Regions from separate parts of the Homo sapiens genome. Here all the other regions are linked to region 2. A link is a contact called in ENCODE Hi-C or POLR2A ChIA-PET data. All regions are on one chromosome and are shown on one strand. The core of a region is the stretch at or near the end of the contact, and the rest is flanking DNA. Distances in the headings are between cores, read along the strand shown. Region 1 holds the start of STIL (STIL centriolar assembly protein). Region 2 holds the start of NASP (nuclear autoantigenic sperm protein). Region 3 holds the start of DMAP1 (DNA methyltransferase 1 associated protein 1).

Region 1 (4,356 bases), core at 1,612-4,111, 1.7 Mb after region 2:
TTTTTTTTTTTTTTGAAACAGGGTCTCACTCTGTAGCCCAGGCTGAAGTAGTACAGTGGTGCAATCTCAGCTCACTGCAACCTCCACCACCTGAGCTCAGGTGATCCTCCCACCTCAGCCTCCTGAATAGCTGGGACCACAGGCATTCACCACTGCACCCGGCTAATTTTTTTGGATTTTTTGTAGAGATGGGGTTTCATCACGTTGCCCAGGCTGGTCTCGAACTCTTGGATTAAAGCAATCCATCAGCCTTTGCCTCAAAAAGTGCTGGGATTACAGGCATGAGCCACCATGCCCAGATGTTTCAAATCCATATTTCTAACTGCCCACTGGACAGTTCCATCTAAGTATTATTGAAGCTAAACACAGACCTCGTAGTCCTTTCTTTAGAGTTCAGTATGTCCTATATTCTTTCAAGCCTTAGAGTTCCTTAGGTCCTGCACATTCTGTATCAATTCTAGGAAAAAGAAACTGTCTAAGGCCAGGTGTGGGAGCTCATTCCTGTAATCCCACCACTTTGGGAGGCCGAGGTGGGTGGATCACCTGAGGTGAGGAGTTCGAGACCAGCCGGGTCAACATGGTGAAACCCCGTCTCTACTAAAAATACAAAAATTAGCTGGGCATGGTGGTGCACACCTGTAATCCCAGCTAGTCAGGAGGCTGGGACAGGAGAATCACTTGAACCTGGGAGGGGAGGTTGCAGTGAGCTGATATCATCCCACTGCACTCCAGCCTGGGCAAGAGAATGAGCCTCTGTCTCACTCTGTGTGAAGCAAGATAAAGGAGAAAAGGATTATTAATCCAGATGCAGAGATTATTTAGAAGAGACTTTTTAGATAAAGTCAGAGGCTGAAAATCCTATTGAAAATGCTCTTATACCTTGTTCAAGACAGAGAAAAACGTGCTTCTAATAAAATTGACTAGGCCGGACACGGTAGCTCACGCCTGTAATCCCAGCACTTTGGGAGGCCGAGGTGGGTGGATCACGAGGTCAGGAGATCGAGACCATCCTGGCTAACACGATGAAACCCCGTCTCTACTAAAAATACAAAAAATTAGTGGGGTGTGGTGGCGGGCACCTGTAGTGAACCCGGGAGGCGGAGCTTGCAGCGAGTGGAGATTTCGTCACTGCCCTCCAGCCTGGGCAACAGAGCGAGACTCCGTCTCAAAAAAAAAAAAAGGTGACTAAACAGTCCTTCTTAGAAATATCTGGACTTAAAAGGTTTAATGCAGCTTCCACAGAATGCAGGCTTTAAATCCTAAAACCCTTCCTTAGTACTTGGTTGTCATGGATAACAGTATTCACATGGATAACTGTAACTCTACAAAGTATAAAAAGTGCCAATTTTTTCTTCATTAAACAGAAGTGTCTTAAAATGCGCTATTTGTGTTTTATTCCTTTATTCATTTGGGTGAAAAGATGGATAATGTTGATTTCTTATTTTAAAACAATATACATAAGGTACTTTCATTCTGTCAGTGTTGTACAAGCCACTAAAGGTAATAAAACTAAAACCACACAACATCTACACCTAGCAAAACATATTCTCAGGTAAAGTCATTATCGTGTACAATAGAAACGTTCAAATCATCCTCACCCCTTCTTCCATATAAATTATCTTTCCATACCCACCACCTTAGTTGCTAACTTCATCAACTCACCAGACTTATGGAAAAGTCCCCATAATGCTGCTAGAAGAGTGTTTCCATATAAATCTGATCAAATTATTCTCCTGCTTTAAAAGTCAATGGCTCATGTCAGGGGCGGTGGCTCACGCTTGTAATCCCAGCATTTTGGGAGGCCGAGGCGGGTGGATCACCTGAAGTCAGGATTTCCAGACCAGCCCGACCAACATGGTGAAACCCCGTCTCTACTAAAAATACAAAAATCAGCCGAGCGTGGTGGCGTTTGCCTGTAATCCCAGCTACTAGGGAGGCTGAGGCAGGAGAATCGCTTGAACCCGGGGGACGGAGGTTGCAGTGAGCCGAGATCACTCCACTTCACTCCAGCCTGGGCCAAAGAGTGAAACTGCGTCTCAAAAATAAACATAAAAATAAATTTTTTTTAAAAAGCCGATGGCTCTTCTTTACATACAGAATAAAGGATCTTCACAATCCAGCCCCACTCTATTATTCCAACCTTAACCCCCCCATCCACTCATCCTACATTCCAGTCAAACTGAACTACTTGCAGTGCCCCGGTTTCAATATCTGCACAGGATGCCTCCCTTAACTTGGAATGCCCTAGTAAACCCCCGCCATCCCTCACAATCCAACTCGAATGTCACTTCCTCTGTGAAACCTTCTCCCAGACACCGTGGCGATGGTACTATACTGTCTGTACTCACACGCATAGCATTCTCGCACTTTGCTGTTTACACTTTACTTCCAGTAGTCCATGAACTTCAAACATTAACTGATCCCTTACTACGTAGCAGAGTGTGAGCCAGAAATTGTGAGGAATGCAAGAGCGAGCATTCAAGGTTTCAGTCCTCAAGAAATTCCCACCGTAAAAACAACTTTAAATGGCACGTTATCGACTGCAAACCTCTTTCACATACCTTAGCTCAGATGATACCCAAGGATTTCATGGACTGCTTAATTTCTCCCACTAGCTCCCCTTCTCGTCATCTGCTCCAGGCTCCTGGAGGGCGGAACCCACTACAGGGCTTTGAATGTTACCCACCAACCTTCCCAGGGCCCCGCTGCCGCCTCTCAAGGGGAAACCAGGAGCACAAAGCTCCACTTACCGCAACTTCCGCGGAGCTGAGGTCTGTTTGCAGGGTAGGAGCGGGAGCCGGCTCCAAGGAGCGCCACCGCCGACTCCGGCCCCGCCTCTGGGACGTTGGGGTCGCGGGAACTGAGGCGGCAAACACAAGCTCGCGAAACTGAAGGCCGCGCCACGCCTGCTGACTGGTCAGAAACCTCGCCAGTCAGGGAGCGGGGGTGGTGCTAGAGAGCCGCGCACGGTCGCCGTTACGTATTGGTGTGCCGACCAATCAGCGCCCCGCACTGGTTCCGCGCTCGACCAATCCCAAGTCTTCTTGGAGAACTGCGGGCGCCACCGGCGCTCCAGGATCAAGGATCCGAGGATTTAAACCTTTCATTTCGTCAACGGTTAAGTTCCGGGGCGGGGTAGGCTTTCCGCAAGCGCAATGGAAAGCCCAGCTAGGTAGACGGAGGAGCGAGTGGCAGATGAAGCCGGAAGTGCTCTATAAGATGATCATTGGTCGGCGACTGGAAGCGGACACCCGAAGAACAGTTTCCAAACTCTTTACCTGAAAGCACAAAAGACAAGAAAGTTAGAGTTATTCCAGTTTCTTACTTTTTAATTTTTATTCTAAAATGTACATTTTTAATTTTTCCTTTTTGTGATCACTTATCCTCAACTTCTAGATTTCTTCCAGTTTCTTTCCTAGGAAGCCATCTGTTTTAGTGACATAATTTTTTTTTTTTTTGAGGTGGAATCTCACTCCGTCGCCCAAGCTGGAGTGCGATGACGCGATATCGGCTCACCGCAACCTCGCCTCCCGAGTTCAAGCGATTCTCCTGTCTCAGCTTCCCAATTAGCTGGTATTACAGGCGTCCACCACCCACCACCACGCCCGGCTAATTTTTTTTTTTTTTGAAACGGAGTCTCGCTCTGTCGCCCAGGCTGGAGTGCAGTGGCGCGATCTCGGCTCACTGCAAGCTCCGCCTCCTGGGTTCATGCCAGTCTCCTGCCTCAGCCTCCCGAGTAGCTGGAACTACAGGCGCCCACCACGCCCGGCTAATTTTTTGTATTTTTAGTAGAGACGGGGTTTCACCGTGTTAGCCAGGATGGTCTCGATCTCCTGACCTCGTGATCCGTCCACCTCGGCCTCCCAAAGTGCTGGGATTACAGGCGTGAGCCACTGCGCCCGGCCTAATTTTTGTATTTTTTAGTAGAGACGGGGTTTCACCACGTTGGCTAGGCTGGTCTCGAACTCTTGACCTCAGGTGATCTACCCGCCTCGGCCTCCCAAAGTGCTGGGATTACAGGCGTGAGCCACCACTCTGGGCCAAAATTTGTATTTATTAATTGATTGATTGATTGATTGATTGAGACAGGGTCTTGCTCTGTCGCCCAGGCTGGAGTGCTGTGACGCTATCTCGGCTCACTGCAACTCACTGCACACTGCCTTCCAGGTTCAAGCAATTCTCCTGCCTCAGCCTCCGGAGTAGCTGGGGTTACAGACAAGCACCACCACGGCCGGCTAGTTTTTGTATTTTTAGTAGAGACCAGGTTTCACCATGTTGGGCACTGGGCTGATCTGGAACTCCTGACCTCAAGTGATCTGCCCACCTCGGCCTCCGAAACTGCTGGGATTACAGAAG
Region 2 (4,110 bases), core at 492-2,991:
GGTTACGTGACCTGGCTCACGTCACCTAGCTAATAATGGAAGAGCCCATGTATGTTTGCCATAGGAATTGGCATTTTCACGTCCAGCTCTCTAGCCCCAAAGATTTCAACCTCTTCGAGCCTTGACAGATTGGAATAAGAATCCTCTCCAGGAATCTTTCCCAATATGCTGGAACCTAAAGGGAAATAAAAACCCCTACTCCGATCAGCGTAGACTGGGCCATGGTGAAAAGGAATGGATGATACTCCAGGTGTGAGGAATTGCAGCTTTTTAGCCTGCCAGTTATTTTTCACTCAGCCATTTGCAGGAAATGAGGCACACTGCTTTCCATAACTGATTTGTCTTGCAACTTTCTGAACAAGTCACAGCTTCCCCTTTTTTTTTTTTTTGAGACGGAGTCTCGCTCTGTTGCCCAGGCTGCAGTGCAGTGGCGAGATCTCGGCTCACTGCAACCTTTGCCTCCCGGGTTCAAGTGATTCTCCTGCCTTAGCCTCCCGAGTAGCTGGGATTACAGGAGCCTGCCACCACACCTGGCTAATTTTCGTATTTTTAGTAGAGACGGGGTTTCACCATGTTGGCCAGGTTGGAACCTTGGCCTATTTATTTATTTATTTTTGAGACGGAGTTTCGCTCTGTTGCCCAGGCTGGAGTGCAGTGGCGAGCTCTCGGCTCACTGCAACCTCTGCCTTCCGGGTTCTAGTATTCTCCTACCTCAGCCTCCCGAGTAGCTGGGATTACAGGCGCCCGCCACCACGCCCGGCTAATTTTTGTATTTTTTAGTAGAGACGGGGGGGTCTCACCATCTTGGCCAGGCTGGTCTTGAACTCCTGACCTCGTGATCCACCAGCCTAGGCCTCCCAAAGTGCTGGGATTACAGGCGTGAGCCACCGCGTCCGGCCCCTTGGTTTATTTTTCTAAGAAACAGACTAACACTGATCTCACTAGTAGCATTGTTAATATTAAACAAGATAGCTAATAGCTTTAAAGCGTCTAATCACGGTACCCCCACGAGTAGTAGTCACACAGCAAATCATAGGCAGGAGTGGACAAACAGCGCTGGGAGCATTAATTCTGGTAGATTTGGAGTCTGGGCAGGGCCTAAGAGGATGGGATCAGCGGATTGGGCCAGCCAAAGGGGGCGGGTTCAGAGGGAGGAGCCAGCTGCCTCCCGCTGCAAGCCCCGAGCTTTGAATCAAGCGCGGTAGTTTCAGCTGTAGCCAATCCTAGAACAAAATCTTTTTGCGTCAGTTGTTGCTGAGGCCTAGATCTCACCCAGATCAGTTCTAGTCGCTGCTGCTTGTACCCGTCCTCGGCCCTTGCGTGTCCGTCCGTTACGACTCAGAGGACGGAGAGAAAGTCTAAGTCACCTTCCTCAGTATCCAGGCCGGAAGGAGACTCTCAGCTACTCGCCCTGAACATGCAGAGCAGCACTGGCTTCCCTGTCTCTGGATGCCGCAGGGGCGTCCTGTCAGGAGTTGTAGTGTCAAGATTCCAGTTCTTCTTATGCGACTTGCTGGAGAAGCAGGAAGTTGCTGTTTATTGGAGAAGTCGGGCTAGGGAGGGAAACAATCCCGCGGAGCCATATGGAGAGGGCAGGAGGTGTCTAGATAGTGGTAGGCCGGCGGGGGACGGAGGGTATGGGTGGTGAGTCCTGGCCCTTTAAACCCGAGGGGGAGGATCCGGAAGTGGATGGGCGGGGCGAAGGGTCCTCGTATATAAAAGGGCCCCGGCCGCGCGGGGTCTCTAATCTGCCATTTTCTGTCCCTGAGTGAGTCTCTGGCGTCCCAAATTGCCTGTTTTTCTCGCAGGCTCTATTCCGTTCGCTGGTTCGCCACCTCAGGGGAACGATGGCCATGGAGTCCACAGCCACTGCCGCCGTCGCCGCGGAGCTGGTTTCTGCCGACAAGTAAGCGGGACTGTGGAAAGCTTAAGGCACTGGCCAGTCCGCGGGGAGGGCTAATGGACGGGGGCTCCGGAGAAGGGGCAGACCGGTGGGCGGGAGTACTTGCCTTCCCAAGAGCAGCTGTCGCTGTTCGGGAAGGCCTGGTCACTGGAGCAGTCCTTCTTTTGCTGAGAGCCTCGCGCAGCAGCGGTAACGGCGGTCGGCTGGCGCCCCCTGCCCCGCTTTTCGCGGCCGCCATCTTGCCGGGGGCAGCGGCGGCTGTATCCTTCGCCTGCCCCTCTCCTTCCTCCCCCAGCCCGGGGCGGTTGGCCGGGAGGCGGGGCCCTGGCGCGCGGGTTGGCCTTCACGCCCCTTCTGTCCCCAGCGTGTGCCTCTGGTAGAACCCCTGGATAACCCGGGAATATAACCAACGAAGATTTGGCGCCAAAAGGGAAAAAAAACCTTGCACGAGGAAGGAGGCTGGACCTGAGGGGTCGGGGTGGGCGGGGCCTTGCTGAGGGCGGGGTTTTGCGCGCGTGCGTTCGCTTCCCTCGCCGGCCCTGGGGCAGGGGGCGGGGCCTTGAGGAGGCGGGAAAACTCCATTGTTTGGGGCCGCTGCGGCTCCAGCAGGAGCTTTGGACTATCTCCGTGGGGCCGGCGAGGCTAGTTCCCCCCGACACCTCGCTCACGTCTTGTGCTGGGAGATAGTTATCGCTCCCCGCGACTCCGTGAGCCCCTGCCTGTGGTGGGGAGGATTGTCGTTCTTTAGACTTTGGAGGTGGTGTCTGTTTGGGGGGAACATTACCGGACGTAAAGCGTCTTCAGGAAGCGCTGTCTGGAGCTCTCACCAGCACTGTTTGGTTGCTAGGTGAATCGGCAGTAGTATGCACGAAGTGGAGAAGGACTGGAGGGAAACAAGATAGGATTGTTTTGAAAGCGGCACAGTGCCACTCAGGCGTAATCTGTTTTTTGAACAGTGGAGGGAAACACTACACGAGTTCAAGGAAACAAGTGCTGTTTCCCATACAGTAGGTCTGATTTCCCAATCTTGCCATATTTTTTTAGGCATCTGGTTCTATTTTTTTTTCTAATCTTGTGCGCTTTAGAGGTTAGTTGCCTTCCCTGTAAAAGGAATGGTTGCTGTGAAGTTTTTTAAATTGATATTCTATAGGCTTACACTCTGTCATGATTATGTCTTTGTTTGTTTATAGTTAGAGATTTACGTATATCTCTGCTTACCACCTTTTCTCTCTGCGTTCTTGTAGAGCAGTGGTTCTCAAGTCACCCTGAGAATCATTTGGGAACTCATGGGAAATACAATTTTAATTTCAAACTCCCATTACCTGCCTCTTTCCCCATTGATTCGATATAAGCAGTATAGATTGGGCTTGGGAGTCGTGCTATAGCTATTATAAAAAGAGCTGCTTTTTATAATGTTTCCTAGACAGCTCTAGCAGTCAGTATTTCACTGACAGCTGTGTGTTTTTGTTTTGTTTTTGCAGACAGGGTCTGGATCTCACATCCAGACTGGAGTGTAGTGTTGTGATCATAGCTCACTGCAACCTCGAACTCCTGGGCACAACTGATCTTCCCTAGTAGCTTGGGACTACAGGTGTGCCACTACACCTGGCCAATTTTTTGTAGATACAAGGTCTTAATGTTGCCCAGGTTGGTCTCAGACTCTTGGACTCAAGCAGTCCTCCCGCCTTGGCCTCCCAAAGTGTTGAGGTTACAGGCGTGAGGCACGGCGCAGGGCCAGGTGTTTTTGTTTTTGTTTTTTGAGGTAGAAGTATGCAACAAATACCTCTTGCAGGTCCCCTGTGTCTAGCCAGAGTTAGGTCATTAGTGAATTTAGTTTCCTGGCAGGTTATACATAGAGAAAGTTTATGTATATGTGGCTAGAAGAAAGCAAACCATTTAGTTCCTCACAGCATAAATTGAAAGCTAAAACTGAGCAATTATATGTGCTGGGTGTGTGGGGGTGGGGGGGCAGGGTCTCTGTCACCCAGGTTGGAGTGCAGTGATGCCATCTCGGCCCCCTGCAGCCCCTACCGTGCCGTGTGTGTGTGTGTGTGTGTGTGTGTGTGTGTGTGTGTGTGTGTGGTGTGTGTGTGTGTGTGTGTGTGTGGTGTGTGTGTGTGTCACCCAGGCTGGAGTGCAGTGATGCCATCTCGGCCCACAGCAGCCCCTACCTCCTGGCCTCAAGTGATTGTCCGGCCTCAGCCTCC
Region 3 (4,168 bases), core at 74-2,573, 1.4 Mb before region 2:
ATTCCTTTATGTACTGTGATCCCTGTCTTCACAGAAATGAGTCTATTAGAGATATATATTAAACAAGTAATTACACAATTAATTAACTACAACTAGGGTCAAGTGTTTCAGGCAGCCAATTGCTCTCTCCCTTTCTGGCTCCAAGGACCATTTCCTTACCCTGTGGACAATTTCTGCTGTAAGACTGTGACTTCCTCCGGCAACTGTTTGGAGCTCAGTGGATCCATCCAGGAATCAGACCCAGGAACAGGTTTGTACCTCCAGGCCTAGTTCTCCAAAGTTTTGGGGACTAGTCAGGCTTGTGGCTACAGCTGTTGTATCCCCTTGTCTTCTCCAGGCCAGAACAGGCTACACCACTTATAGCTAACTTGCGCAAACTGTCTGCTCCTCTAGTCCCTGCTGGTATCTTTGGCAGGTCTCGACTTGGGGTCTGGCCTTCTTAATGCCTTAACAAGCCCCACCCTATCCCACAGGCTATGTGTCCTTCAAATTGACAGGCTGGTTTGCAGACTGCTGAAGCTGGGAGCTGCTTTCCTTGTCCCTTGTGCCCTTCCTCAGGACCTCCTGTCTCTCTCTTTCCAGGAAGATCCCCAGGTTTATTCCCTTGAGGGATACTTCTAAGCTGGTTCCTGCTTGGGGCTGTGTTTTGGGCTTCTTCGTAGCCCAAAGAGTGCAGCTAGCTCCTGTACTAGTGAAGTGCCACGAAGCTGGCCTCCAGGAAATCCCCACGAGGCCACAACCCACAGCTATCTCCATCAGAGGAGGTGCAAATGAGGGCCCACACCTTACTCCATTTTGGCAGCCGCCCTAGGAAGCTCTGCCTTTATTTCTTCATCTTCAAGCTTATCACAATTTGAAGTTTATCTCTTCACCTCCAAGCTTAGCACAGTGCCTAGTACATATTAGCACTTAATGAAGAGGGGGCAATTCAAATCATTAACTCATTTAATAAAAAAATAGTAAATGTCCCACGCACCGTGCTAATGTTTTACAAGGATTCTTGGTATTTCATTTACACAGGTGCCATTACAATTTCCATTCGGCAAATAAAGAAAAAGGTCCAGAGAAATTAAGTGACTTCCCAAAGTCACAAAGTTCTGGTATCTCTTCACTGCCTGAGACGCAACGGAGCATCGTAGAGGGAAAATGCCAGAAAGCAGGCAGTGCACCAATGAAAACAGGCTCGCGGGAGAACCAAAGGGTGGCAAGCTCAGCACGGCCAGTAGCTTTCACCCTCGGTTGCCAGTCGGCTTCGTTTCCTACAACACCGACCGGAAGTGTTTCTGTCGGCCGCGTTCCGAATGAGCACCGCCGGAAGTTTCTGCCGCGGCTTTGCGGGGACGGGGGAGTGGTAGTGGGGGCTGCAGCTGCCGGACCCAGGTGCGGAAGTGCGAGGGCCCAGGTGGCTGAAGGGGCCGTTAGGAACATCCAAGCGGTGGGGCACAGGCAGATCCCCGACCTGACCTGGACCACCCTTCTCCTCTTGGCCCGCCCCTTCAACTCGCCTCCGCTTAGGTCTGGATTGGCCCCGCCCCCTGACCTGAGCCTGGTCCTTCTTCAGGCACTGACCCTTGACCTCCGGTGGCTCCCCCATCTCTCAGGCGCGATGGCTACGGGCGCGGATGTACGGGACATTCTAGAACTCGGGGGTCCAGAAGGGGATGCAGCCTCTGGGACCATCAGCAAGAAGGACATTATCAACCCGGACAAGGTAGCAGGGGCACCTGAAAGCGTTGACTAGGGGAGGGTAGGGGAGTGAAGATGGGGAGGAGTGACAACGGGCAAGGGATGGGTGCTACACTTACAGTGAGTTGGGCGATAAAAGGGGTGACATAACAGGACAGGGAATATGTGTCATCCTTGATGGGAGGGAGGAGATGGGACATCGTGGGAGATGGTGGGACCAAGAGGGTATGACACCTCTAAGAGCTGAGAGGACCAGGCAAGTGTGATTTTTGCAAGATATTGTTGGGGAGAGATCAAGACATTGTAACAGTCTGAGAGTTGGTGGGATGGGGAGGGGACTGCTCTGATTTGGGCGTAGGATGGTGTTCCTGGGAGTGGGTTTCTGTGCCTTTACAGTGTGTCAGTTTGCCTGTCATTGACCCTGTAGGTGCTGCTTTGTTCAGGGATTGAGCTGGACTAAAGAATTTTCAGGAAAGGGTCTAGGTTGTGGTTCCTTTCTGTGGTTTCCTTCCTCAGAAAAAATCCAAGAAGTCCTCTGAGACACTGACTTTCAAGAGGCCCGAGGGCATGCACCGGGAAGTCTATGCCTTGCTCTACTCTGACAAGAAGCAAGTATTGGAGTCCCAAGTCCCCCAGGTTTTGGCCCCTGATTCACCTGCCATGCCCCTAACTCCTAGTTTTCTCTAACAATTTTCTCCTCCCCAGCAAGGGCTCCTGCTTGCTTAGCAGGATGCAGGAGGACCTGAAGTCTTTTGCTCCAGGACATGACTTTCTTGCTATAGGGTAGGGTAGATCAGCTCCCTGGGACAAAAAGCTCTTTAACACACCTTCTGATTCTAACCTCGCATCTCCCTAAACCTCCCTGCCAGGGATGCACCCCCACTGCTACCCAGTGACACTGGCCAGGGATACCGTACAGTGAAGGCCAAGTTGGGCTCCAAGAAGGTGCGGCCTTGGAAGTGGATGCCATTCACCAACCCGGCCCGCAAGGACGGAGCAATGTTCTTCCACTGGCGACGTGCAGCGGAGGAGGGCAAGGACTACCCCTTTGCCAGGTTCAATAAGGTAAGCTACCTTCATTCGGACACAGGCCAAGATTGCCCTCCCACTTTGAGCCATTTGTGCGAGCTCTCCAGTCTCCTAGGGTTGGTTCTGGGGGCACGCTTATGCCCAACTGTGATTACCCACTCAATCCTCGTGGCAAATGCATGCAGAGTAGGACTCTGTGGGTCTTTTCTGCCCAAGGGATCCTGTTCTTTCCCGGACCTGCTCTGGTTTTTCATGGCTTTTCTTGGTCTTTCAAATGTTGCTGTTCCTCAGAGCTGTATCCTAGGTGCTCTAGTCTTCTTGTTCTCTACTTTCTTAGTATGAACCCTGTGGCTTCAGTTACCCTCTCTACAAGTCACCAATCCAGAGCAGTGCTTCCTTCGCATCCAGTCATTTACTAATATCTCTTTCTCAATGCCCCACAGGTACCTTACATCAGGTAGGTACCCTGAACAGAGCTCATCATCTTCCCTCTGTCAGTCCCAAATCTGTTCCCCATCTCAGTGAATGGCACTATCTTCCACCCAGTTGCCCAAACCAGAAACTTGGGGGATCGTCCTTGACTTAGTCTTCTCCCTTAGTCCTCACAGTATTTAAATCAACAACAGAACAAAGAAGGTAGGGGAAAACAAACAACAAACATGTAAGGAAATAAATTGGAGTCTTTCAAATAAGAGCCGTCAGTAACACGAAACCAGGATTTGAATGGATATGAAATGAGATAAAGAGTGAACTTGTAGGTGTAGGGGAGTCCTACCTTAGGTTGGTCAGGGAGGGTCTGAGAACGTGGCATTTGAGCTGGATGCCAGTGATACATCTATTTATTGAGTCCTGTTGATTCTTTTTCCATAATAAATCACATCTCTGACTATATTCTTCATCACTATGCCAGCCCCCTAGTCCAAGCTGAGTTACCTGTGTAGCTCAGCACAGCACGGCCTTCCCAGACTCACCCATTCAGTGAGAGGCAGAGCTAGATTGGGCTAGGTTTCCTAGTCCATTACTTAAGTCATTGTACAGTGTGGCCTCACAGCTGCTGCGGCCTGGAATAGCCTAGACTTAGATCCTAAAAGCCTCATTTACCTCTTCTCTAACCAATCTTTGTCCCTGGGCTGGAGTGTCACTTGTTATACCCTATGTATCAAACTTCCCACACGGTACCAAAATTGTTTTTTCAGCTGCAGTATGAGCTTTGAGAGGCTAGGATCCCTGCCTGTCATATGCAGCACTGTGTCTCCAGCATAGGTATTGCAGCCCCATGGTAAATATTTGTTGAATGAATGAAAAAATGTCTTCCTCACTTGACTATGAGCTACTTGAGAGGACTGGCTGCACAGTTCCTGAGGATTTTTTTTTTTTCCTTCTTTGAGACAGGGTCTCTTTCTGTCTGCCAGGCTGGAGTGCAGTGGTGTGATCTCAGCTCATTGCATCCTCC

What was found. Hi-C counts contacts between places; a loop is a spot of excess contacts on that map. ChIA-PET counts read pairs that join two places held with the same protein, here RNA polymerase II (POLR2A). Pooled maps may share reads with other maps.
Region 1: a map with no recorded cell type shows a loop between it and region 2 (10-fold over the local background). The contact joins the promoter of STIL here to the promoter of NASP in region 2. A Hi-C loop is called at or near these places in 1 of 37 single-sample maps with no recorded cell type and 7 of 50 pooled maps. POLR2A ChIA-PET finds 5 or more read pairs at or near these places in 1 of 52 experiments (GM12878).
Region 3: a pooled map shows a loop between it and region 2 (12-fold over the local background). The contact joins the promoter of DMAP1 here to the promoter of NASP in region 2. A Hi-C loop is called at or near these places in 6 of 50 pooled maps.

What each region holds. Positions count from the first base shown.
Region 1 is chr1:47,311,286-47,315,641 of GRCh38, forward strand. It overlaps STIL (STIL centriolar assembly protein), which reads right to left and starts at 2,862. Exons shown (of 17, transcript NM_001048166.1): 1 at 2,751-2,862. RefSeq lists an enhancer at 2,872-3,601 and a silencer at 2,919-2,968.
Region 2 is chr1:45,582,300-45,586,409 of GRCh38, forward strand. It overlaps NASP (nuclear autoantigenic sperm protein), which reads left to right and starts at 1,742. Exons shown (of 15, transcript NM_002482.4): 1 at 1,742-1,906. The coding sequence starts at 1,848. RefSeq lists enhancers at 358-407, 818-877, 1,328-1,637 and silencers at 1,168-1,227, 2,138-2,437.
Region 3 is chr1:44,212,148-44,216,315 of GRCh38, forward strand. It overlaps DMAP1 (DNA methyltransferase 1 associated protein 1), which reads left to right and starts at 1,324. Exons shown (of 10, transcript NM_019100.5): 1 at 1,324-1,711; 2 at 2,203-2,294; 3 at 2,556-2,751. The coding sequence starts at 1,607. RefSeq lists a silencer at 633-732 and enhancers at 1,130-1,424, 1,163-1,402, 2,168-2,669, 2,670-3,169.